2 separate regions of the Homo sapiens genome follow, and region 2 is linked to region 1. A link is a loop called in an ENCODE intact Hi-C map of the cell type or tissue named here. Cell type or tissue: B cell. All regions are shown on one strand. Each heading gives the region's core, and the rest is flanking DNA. Links, peaks and the distances in the headings are about the cores only. Region 1 overlaps LOC107984195 (a long non-coding RNA gene). Region 2 has its middle 130 kb from the start of LINC00702.

Region 1 (5,383 bases), core at 146-5,145:
AAGAGATGGTGATTAAATTTTGACTTCTGTATGGGAACTGTTAAATAATACTAAACACTAACATAATAGAAATAGGGACTGTAAATTCAACTTGGTGGAAAATTTTTAAATGTAGGGAGAGGAAAAAAGCCTCTAAATTCAAAAAACGCCAAGAAGGAAGAAAAGTCCAAAAGAATGATAGCACGCATGAGAAGAATAGAAAGCACAATATGAGATAGTAAAATAAAAGTCAAATATGTCAGCAATCCAAAAGGTTCTGATGGAAGAACAGGCTGAGCTTCTGTAAGGAAGAGAAGAGGAGTGGATTTCTCCCTCTCTGGAGAGTCCCCACGAGTGGACATAGGCTTGTGGATGGCCCTGCACACTCTTCTCTCGGCCTGCTTCACTGGCTCTAAGGTGCCTTTTCAGCTGTGACCATAGCTGGGTCTACAGGAACGGGTGAAGGTGGACACCTAGGAGCTCCTTTCTCAGACTGAGACCCAGTCACCCCCAGCAGCCTGTGCACCTTTGCTCCATTCTACTTCCCCCAGCTCACTCATACGTAGCTACGAGCACTCCCAGGACACACTCAGCTCAGGGAAGGACCTGGGAGAAGGTTCTATGAGTAGAAGGAAGAAGTGGAGAATGGAAACTGTAGGCAATTAGCACTCTTCCCTTCAACACTAAATGGGAATCGACTCAACATTCTGGTTGAAAAGCAAATATTTTCATACTGGATTAAAAAATATCTAGCTAAATGCTATTTACGAGAGACACATCCAAATTACAAGAATTTAGAAAATTTGGCAGTTAAAAGAATTTTTCTTCTTGTAAACTGATTATCTATATCTATCACTGTTATAAACTGATATACATATATAAATGTTATGTAAATACACACAATTGTACACATATGCGTGTACACACAGACAAACAAAGGAAAGCTGATTTAATGCTCTTATTATTAGGCAAAAGAGACTTAAAAGGCAGAAACCACTACTAAAGATAAAGAGAGAGGATCATTATATAACACAAATGTTTCAATTTTCTCAAGGAAAATATAACTAAGCTTACATACACTTACTAATAAAGTTTCAAAAGTAAATATTAGCAAAACAAGGAAAAATAGAGTTCAGCATTTTATTAGGGAATATTTAATAGAATGGGCTTGCTTCACACTTTCTAGCTGTGTGACATCGGGATGTTTCTTGAGTTGTCTATGACTCATAATGGCAAAATGGTACAATAAGATAAATACTTCCTAATGTATTAAATAAAACAGTGTGGATAATGTACTTAGCAAAGTATCTAGTGTGCAGGAAATAGTCCATCAAAATTAAATACTGTTATTATAACATTTTTGATGAAAGTGGTAATAAAGCCACATTAGAGAAAAAAGACTTGAATTACTTTTGCACCCACCCATAGCAAATAATAATCTTTTCATTTCTGATTGCTGCTATGACCACAGAAAATAACAGAGCCATGAGGAAAGAGGAAAAACAAATAAAAAGCTATCTGATAGTGGAGGTTATTGCTCTATTTCCCTTGGAGGCAAAACATATTTTCAAAAAAATTCTTCTTTTCCTCCAAATTCTCCAACTTTTATTTTTAAATATACGTACTGCTATGAAATCCACATATTATTTTCTGCCTGAGTAATATTTTGAAACGCCAGTGACCATTTTGCTATTGACTCATTACGCTGCCGTTTTTTCGATCTATGTGAACATGTGTAGAAAGCTATGAAAACAGAAAGCACAGCATCACCAAAGGCAAGATAGAACCCACTGTTGGTATTGGATAGCGTTGCCTATATGATCAAAAATGTGTCATCGATTAAGTGTGAAACGTTTATTCTGGTCAATGGCTTCCCAATTTAGTGTAAACATATAATTCTATGCTGATTCCTCTGGTTAGAGCCATAGTATATCACCGTGGTCTTCCAGACGCCTTTGCGTTTACTTTGAGTATAGACATGATTGGGCTCAAGCTAAACTCAGTCGTCTTTGATTTGGTTGCATGCGGAGCCAGTGCCATCCATGCCACTCAGCTTCAGATTGTTTCTAAGTATCCCTGAAAAACATCAGGCACACACAGAACCACTACCTTACCCTTGGGGTTTGTCAACTCACAGACCTACTGCTTTACACAAAGAAGGTGGTTAAACATGCATTTCTTTTAAAGGCATATTTGGTCCCTCTAAAACAGCGCAATAAAATTGCACAATCTAAAGGAAGGAACAGTTTGTTTTGCCCTTTTTATTGCCAGTTAAATGCCAGTAGACTCTTAAAGTAACAGCAACCCGTGTAAAGGGGAAAAAAAAAAGCAAATAAAATTTTTATGAGTTAAAAATAAACCTAATGCTCTTTCCTCTTCCATAGTTTTACAAAACTTTCTATACCTTTTGGCAGAAGGAACTACATATAATATATAATATTTTTGCTCTGCAAATACCAGCAAGGCATCATATAAAATTATAGCTGTAGGAATGGAGATGCTGTAAAACCAAACAGGGAAAAAGAACATTTTCATACAGAGTAACACAGTTGATGTTATTTTCACTCTAACAAAGCAAAATTTATTGTAAGAGTAAAAGAAGCTGGGTGTGGTGGCTAACGCCTATAATCCCAGCACCTTGGGAGGCCGAGGTGGGCAGATCACTCAAGGTCAGGAGTTCAAGACCAGCCTGGGCAACATGGTGAAGCCCTGTCTCTACTAAAAACACAAAAATTAGCCAGGTGTGGTGGCTCATGCCTGTAATCCCAGTTACTCAGGAGACTGAGGCAGGTGAATTTCTTGAACCCAGGAAGCAGAAGTTGCAGTGAGCCAAGATCGTGCCACTGTACTCCAGGCTGGGCCACAGAGCAAGACTCTGTGTTTAAAAAAAAAAAAAAAAAGAAAGAAAGTGGCGTTGGCTGTATGCTTTATTTTGCTTGTATAAAACCTCTTAAAAATAGCATTCATTATAGGTGGCTCTTATTTTTAAACAGAGCAGTTGCTTCTTCTGTTCTGTGTCTGATTTAACACCTGAACGCCTTGTGACCCTTTTCAAGCATTTTAGCTGTAATGGTGCATCGGAGCCATCTGGAAGCCCAAGGGATTCTGATCCAATTGGCCTGAGGTGCCTCCGGGGTCTTTTCTTCCAGGAGTTTTCAAAGCTCCCCAGGTGACTGACGGGTAGCCAAAGTTGAGAACCACAAGTTAGATGACATCTAACCACAGCTTAGATGAGCAGGGATGCACAAAGTCAGTGGTAATGTGGAACGTCCGCCAAGAGGAAGCTACACCTCAGTCGTTAATGTCTAGTCTCCTTCCTGTTGCCCTGAGTTTAACTAGCTGTGATGCTACTCTTGACCACCTGGCCCAGGGCACCACCCTCCTTCCACCAACCCTAAATTTCACCTGAAGGGACCAGAGTAACGACGGTTTGGGAGTGGCGAGACAGGAACAGGGGAAAGGGACTCTTTTGATTTCCATTTTTTTCCCATCTTAAATGCTGACATATGCTCCAGAAAGTTTGTGTTGGTCTCCAAACACCAGCCAGAAGGGTTGCTTTAGCGTCGATGGCCTTGAGTTTCTGTTTGTTTCATTTTGTGTGTCCAGCATATCTTCTTTCGTGCATCAACAATTGTGTATAGCTTGCCTTAGGCTGAGCAGCAGGAGTGACAGACTTTTTTGGGGGGTGGGGGGCGTGCATCGGGGAAGAAGGGGAACCAAGAAGATGGGAAGGAGCCTGCAGAGGGTGTTTGGCTGGCATCACTTAGGCTAACCTTACCCAGGGCCAAAGATGTGGCACAGGCTGGCACAGAGTTGGAAGCTGATGCATGTTCATTATTTACCCTCAGCTAATGTCCAGTGCAGCTGCTGACATCTAGCACAGCTCGGCAAATCAAGCTGGCCAGAGATGGAAAATATTCTTACCCAAAACTTGATGGAATGCTAAGGGTGTCCCGGCATATTATCTGGAAAAATGTCATGGAAGGACTAGAAATTAAGCTGGATAAGGAAGACCTGATCCCTCCAGCTTAGAAACCTTACCTATTCAAAATAAGAGCTGCTGTTTCCTGTTGGATTCATAGACTATAATAATAATTTGTAATAATTTAGTTATAGTAATAGTTTCTTGTTACTATAATAATTATTTGTGAGAATTTGCTGGTAAACAGTAATTTTGTATTAGATAGTAATAATTAATTTATATTATGGTAAATCTAGAAATTACTAAATTTTATAAATAATTAATAAAAACTGAACCCCAAATTAGAACAGTGATGACAAAAGTAATAACGATAATCACAACAGTGTATATATAATATATATATATTTCCACATATAACTATATGGAGTTATCTTTATTATTCAGTTGCTCATGTATTTATCTGACTGTTTATTAATTACCTGGCTTCTAGGTGTTAAGCACTTTGTTATATGTTAAGTATACAACAATAAAGAAACAGATAGGGTCTCCATCCTCAGTAATTTGGTAGACTAGTGAGAGACAGGCATTAAACAATTAAAAATTCAAGGGTATATATTATGGCAAAAATGTGTTAAGGAAAAGAACTGGGACATGAGATAATTTATCCAAATTCCTACTTGGGTTCCAGTGATCTGAGGATACCCTTTAAGACCTTTAAGAAAATGACATTTAAACAGAATCCTGATTGATGGGCAAGAATCATTTTGGTTAAGAAATGGAAGGAGTTCATTTTATGCAGGAAGGGGAATGTGCAATGAGGTAAAAATACTTCCTGAAGAAGGAGCACTCACACATGCAGGCATGTGCAGGCACACCCACAACACGCCCTCACACATGACAGTCCAGCACGCAGTGTGCATAGACAGTCACGCTGGTGTCTGGCCCCCTCCCAGAATCTATGAAGATAGGACAAACTAACTGGGTGCCAAGGACCACAATTTTCAAAAACAAGAGCAGGGAAGTGCTGAGCGTCTGGGCAAATAAGTCTAGACTCTGATCTTGAAGATATGAATTCATTTCAGAACATTTGCTTGGACTATCTCCTTGTGCTTGCATAATCTTGCCTACACCACGATGTGCTAAGTTTAGACGTTCCTCCAGTCTTCCAGCAGGCAGTATGGCAGAGAGGGAGGGAACGGGCTCAGCCCAGGGCTCCCCAGTTCTGCTACCACCAGGGAGAGGGAGGGGTATTGTTCTTACTGCAGAAAGTGCCAAGACTTGAACCAAATGTTTATATTGTGTTTTTGAATTTCTGCTTGGGGAAGAGACAGCCTACCAATGACTTCAAGAAAATATGTTGGCTCTTTTTCTGCAAATAGCCTTTCTGGTTTTTATGGCAAATAGAAGAAATGTCTCTCTTTAGTCATTGAGCCACTTTGTTGTGATTTTTTTTCTAAAGTATGTTGAAAGTCATGTGGATAT
Region 2 (5,383 bases), core at 254-5,253, 58 kb after region 1:
TTATATCTTTTCATTGCTCTTTTTCTTTTATATTTTAGTTTTGGACATTTTTGTTGACATTCCTTTAAGCTCCCTGATTCTTTCCTCAGCTGTTTCCATTCTGTTGATGAGCCCATCAAAAGCACTCTTCATTTTTATTACAGTGTTTCTTATTTCAAGAGTTTTCTTTTATTTCTTTCTTACATCATCCATCTCTGTGCTTACATTACTCATCTCTTTTGGATTCGTACACTTTTTCAATTAGATTTCTTAGCACATCAATCATAGCTGTTAAATGTCTACTCTGATAATTTTGACATCACTGCCATATCTGAGTCCGGTTTTGCCTATTCTGTCTCTTAAAAGTGTCTTTTGTCTTTTAATATGCCTTGTACATTTTTATTGTAAGTCAGTCATAATGAACTGGGTTTCCTGTTGTCTTTGGGTTTCCCTACAGACTTCTTAAATAACGTGTGATGCAATTCTTTTAGTTGTCTCCCTCTGTAATCACACAAGAGTCTTATTTGGAGGCTCTTTTATGGGGAAGAAGAAAGTGTTATACAGTCCTATAATTAGGCCTTAGTCTTTTAGCAAGCCTATGTCCCTGGGCTGTGATCTTCATAAGAGCTCCTAAGTATCCTCACTCCTTAGGTTAGACAGAAAGATTAAAGGGAGCTGGAGTTGGGTCTTCTCCTTTGCCCAAATAGGTTAGGCTTTGGTTAAAATGGTTTATTCTGAAGGACGCATCGTTAAGAAGAACTGGATATTCTGGCATATTTCAAAGTGGCGATTTTACTTCCAGGAATCCTGGAATTTATGGAAGTGTGGGTGACCCTAGAAGACTGGGTCCCTGGAGAATTTTTCTTTCAGAATTGTCTATGTTAGGTCTTCAACATTTCATGAAGGACAGGTCTGGCTTTCCTGCCCTGCTGCTTATTCCCTTGGAGGTTTCTGCTCATGAGTTTTAGCCACAGTGAGTTGTAACTCTCTGTACCCATATCTGTCTCCCTTTCTACTTTTTGGGTTTCTAGCTTGTGCTGGGACTTCAGTTCTCTGATAAATCTAAGAATTGTTGATTTTGTCTTCTTTGTTTTTTTGCTGTTGTGTGGATTGTGGAGACAACTTTGAAGCCCTGGTTGCATGTCAGTATGGAGAGAGTTTCTGGGTGGACTTTTGGAATTTGTAATACAACGTATTTCAGAAATTGGAAAAAATAAAATTGCATTGAAGAGATTGAAGATATTGTCAAATGAATCTCTCATATTTTGGACAAAGAGGTAAAGAAATGTAAAATAGAATAGAATCAGCCAATAAATGAGTCAATACTGATCTAGTTCAAGAAAGGAGAAAACTTGGGAAATGGAGGGAAAAAGCTAACAAAATAGAGTAGAATTTTCTAGAGCTGCAGAAAGGCATTGGTCTTTAAACTGTGCTGATTTGACAATTAAAAAGGACTGACACAAAGAAGAACTTAGAAAGTTTTTAGCACACCAAGAATAACTGACCTATCTTAGAAGCTTCCAGAAAGAGAAGATTAAATTTCCATTACTTATAAAAGAAAACTCAGATTGATGTAGTTTCTGATTTCTCATCAGCAACAGTGAAGGACTTTCTTCAGCAATCCTTTCTGCTAGAAGTCTGTAGAAATTCGTGTCGCGGTTCTAAGGGTAAACCACTGAACCCAGGGTTCTATAATCTCAAGAATCATTTGAGAGGGTAAAAAATGATGCATCTCATTTGAGATTATAAAAGGATACGGCTATTGCAAGAATATCAAAAAATAATTGTGGCCAGGCATAAGGCAATAAGAATCAGCAGCACCTGGAGGAAACTAAAGAATGTACAGGCCCCACTAAAGAAAGTTAAGGTCTAGAAAACAACATGAAACCCAAATCAGAAGACCTAGATATACCTGTAGGTCACCAGCAGGTGACCTACACCCATGTGGTGGTGTAAAACAAGAATCAACTGCAAAACAAAACAACCAAAACATCTGAAAATGAAGAGTAAATAGAATTCAAGAAATCATAGATTTAATCAAAGAATGAAAGAAAATAAATTTTAGAATTCAACTGTATAGCAGGCTGAGAAAACAACTGGGTCATACTAGGGTGTAAAATAAAAAGGCCCCAAGGAAATTACGTGGAAGTGCAACCCCTAAAATAAATAGTGCAAACTTACGGATAAAGTGAACAAACATATTGCTGTTGTCAAAGAATAAGAAAGAGAAGAAGAAAGAGAAAGAGAGAGAGAAACAGAGAGGAAATGGAAGGAAGGAAGGAAGGAGGGAGGGAGGGAAGAAGGGAGGAAAAGAAAGAAAGAAAAAAATAGGAAGGAAGGAGAAAGAAAGATAGCAAGAAAGAAAGAAAAGAAGGAAGGAAGGAAGGAAGGAAGACAGAGAGAGAAAGAAAGAAGGAGGGAGGAAGGAAGGAAGGAGAAAGACAGAGAGAGAAAGAAAGAAGGAGGGAGGAAGGAAGGAAGGAAGGAAGACAGAGAGAGAAAGAAAGAAGGAGGGAGGAAGGAAGGAAGGAGAAAGACAGAGAGAGAAAGAAAGAAGGAGGGAGGAAGGAAGGAAGGAGAAAGAGAGAGAAAGAAAGAAGGAGGGAGGAAGGAAGGAAGGAGAAAGACAGAGAGAGAGAGGAAGGAAGGAAAAAGGGAGGGAGGGAGACAATGAGAAAGAAAGAAAGAAAGAGGGAGGGAGGAAGAAAGGAAGGAGAGAGAGAAATAAAGAAAGATGGAGGGAGAGAGGAAGGAAGGAAGGAGAGAGAGAGAAAGAAAGAGAAAGAAAGAAAGGAAGGAAGGAAGAAAGAAAGAGGGAGGGAGAAAGGGAGGGAGGAAAGAAGAAAGGAAGGAAGGAAGGAAGGATGGGAGGGAGGGAGGAAAAAGAAATTTACAACAAATTTTAGGCACAATAACATCTATACAAGGAAAATCAGAGTCTAAATATCAAACAAAGTTAAATGTCGCATGGACTTTGGTTAATTATGAAACTTTCTGATCTCGGTGCTTGAATGTTGTCTTTATAGTGTCACGGGCTCGATGGTTACAAAATGGCACAATTCCTAAGTACCCAGTAGAGACAGAATGGATTTGTGCTTGATGGTGCTTGTGCCTGGGGCAGGTGGGCCACCTGGGAGTGAGGAGAGGAGTTGAGTTTTACATCTGGGTTGACACAGGGTAAATCAGAGGCATTGGTGCAAGATCTAAAGGTAGAAAAGCTCATGAGGAGACTAGACCTCTGTGATGGTACTGAGAGGTTACCAAGGGCCAGAGGTCCCCAGGGATATAAATATACACAGATAAAATTTTTCTAGATAAATATGCTATTTGGTTTGCTATGGTTGTGGAACTATGAGGTTTTCCTAGCTTTCTCTTCTGTGGTTATGTAACTTTATAAAAAAAGGACTTTATAATTAAAAATGGAACAGATTATTCTAGACTTTAAGAAATAATTGACCAAAGTTAATTACCATGTTTATAACAGCCACACCTGCTGTATCATGTGGTTGCCAAGAATGATCTTAAAAATATAAAAATGCATCTGCTACCATGACTTGATAGAAGTGGCTTGGAAGCCTGCAGGTTAGTGACATCACTCCACTTCGTGAGCTCTTCGATGAGAGGTGGGTTGGCTGGAGGTGGGTTTATTCCCTGGAGGAACTTTCGTGCTGAGATGAGGACTAAACGCCTTTTCTTGCTCCTTCTTGATCACCAGATCTATCACAATAGTAGCCAGGCAAAGCATAAATCCTGTTTTTTCCCCACATTGAATATACATTGCCACATAGATTTCAGATTAAAAGTTTCTTGGTCTTCAGAAAGATAAAGGAACATCAGCAAACAAATCTAATCTCTACCTTTCTCTTGGGCTTACAAAGAATTTTAAAAAGAGATTGATTAGATAGATAAATATAGATAGAATATATATATATATATATATATATATATATATATATATATATAGTGTGTGTGTGTGTGAGTGTGTGTTCTCACAAGAAAATAAAATAATACTTTCCCAGGGGAAAGGTGTTTTGAGACTTGTGGTCAAATTCTGTGTTTTCCTAATTACCTGTGCAAGACTGGGTGAGAGTCTTAGTTTCCTCTTGGGGAGGAGATGAAGGGCTTGGGCAGCTTTCTAAGTAGACTCGGTGGTAACGTTCTGCAAGTCCCTAAGCCAGGTGAATATCTGGAGGAGGATGTGAGTTCCTCCTCCACCTCCCTCACATTGTCAGGTAGGGGTGGCTGAGCTCCAGAAGGATTCACCTCTGGACATTGCCCCCATCCATCGCTTCCTCCTAAGGCCACCCCTGTAACCAGTGCGAGGCTGCCGAGACAAGGTTCATTCCATCGCTGGGCCAGGCCAGAGTTACCGACTGCTCAGTTATTGACACCTCCTTATTTCTGTCCATCCATGAGATGGATTGTTGTAGATTTGGTGAAAAGTGTTCAGTGAAGAAAGTAAATCAAATTGCTTTAGTTTACATATGAGATAATGCACGTAAAAATGCCCTTATCTATGAAATTCTAAACAGATACAGGAAATTATGATTCTTCTGATTAAACACTAGCTTACTGCTACTATGAGATACATATACAGACAGCTATAGACAGGAAGATAGTCACTGTGTATATATTGAGCACAACCCACTATATAGGAGAATAAAAATATATTATACCATGTTATAACTAAATGCAAAGATACCTTAGCATTCAAGAATCGCATATTCACTTGATGACAGTTTCTTCTAGAAAACTGAAGTAGAATGGAATAACATGACTTTTTATATATTTTTCAGATTAAAAAGTTAAATATGTTTATTCTAATTACCTGATTACTTGCTCTCCCACCCCTGCCTATCTCTTTTTCTGTCTAAAGAAGGGTTGACTCTAGTAGCCAAGCAAATAAGCTAATGGTTCCCTCTTATGCCACACACTTCTGAAAGTAAGTTGAATGGCTCTTGGTGTATGTTGATGAGGAGGTATGACTATTATATAACAATATTGAAAAGAAGACTTCATTTCTATTTCACTCAAGAAATGAAGTCTAGGGCTGGGTGCGGTGGCTCACGCCTGTAGTCCCAGCACTTTGGGAGGCAGAGGCAGGTGGATCACCTGAGGTCAGGAGTTCAAGACCACTCTGGCCAACATGATGAAACCTCGTCTCTACTAAAACTACAAAAAGTTAGCTGGGCTTAGTGGTGGGCACCTGTAATACCAGCTACTCAGGAGGCTGAGGCAGAAGAATCGCTTCAACCCTGGAGGCGGGGGTTATAGTGTGCTGAGATCATGCCATTGCACTCCAGCCTGGGTGACAAAGCAAGATCCTGTCTAAAAAAAAAAAAAAAAAAAAAAAAAGAAGTCTAACTTGTCTTCATGCATAAAATGTTCATATTAGTTTGACAAA

What was found. Peaks named below come from ENCODE experiments on the same cell type or tissue, not always from the same donor. Only the 100,000 strongest peaks of a DNase experiment are listed, where the experiment ranks them.
Region 2: a loop joins it to region 1, with 4 times the contacts of the local background. A loop is called at or near these places in 3 of 110 quality-filtered maps.

The regions. Positions count from the first base shown.
Region 1 is chr10:4,056,730-4,062,112 of GRCh38, forward strand. The region is part of intron 4 of LOC107984195 (a long non-coding RNA gene); the gene reads left to right. Among named protein-coding and RNA genes, the nearest start is that of MIR6078, 68 kb to the left of the region's middle. In B cell, for the core only: no CTCF peak of the experiment used is centred there; a DNase peak (open chromatin) is centred at 3,222.
Region 2 is chr10:4,115,039-4,120,421 of GRCh38, forward strand. No RefSeq gene overlaps it. Among named protein-coding and RNA genes, the nearest start is that of LINC00702, 130 kb to the right of the region's middle. In B cell, for the core only: CTCF peaks have their summits at 2,272, 2,480 and 2,683; no DNase peak of the experiment used is centred there.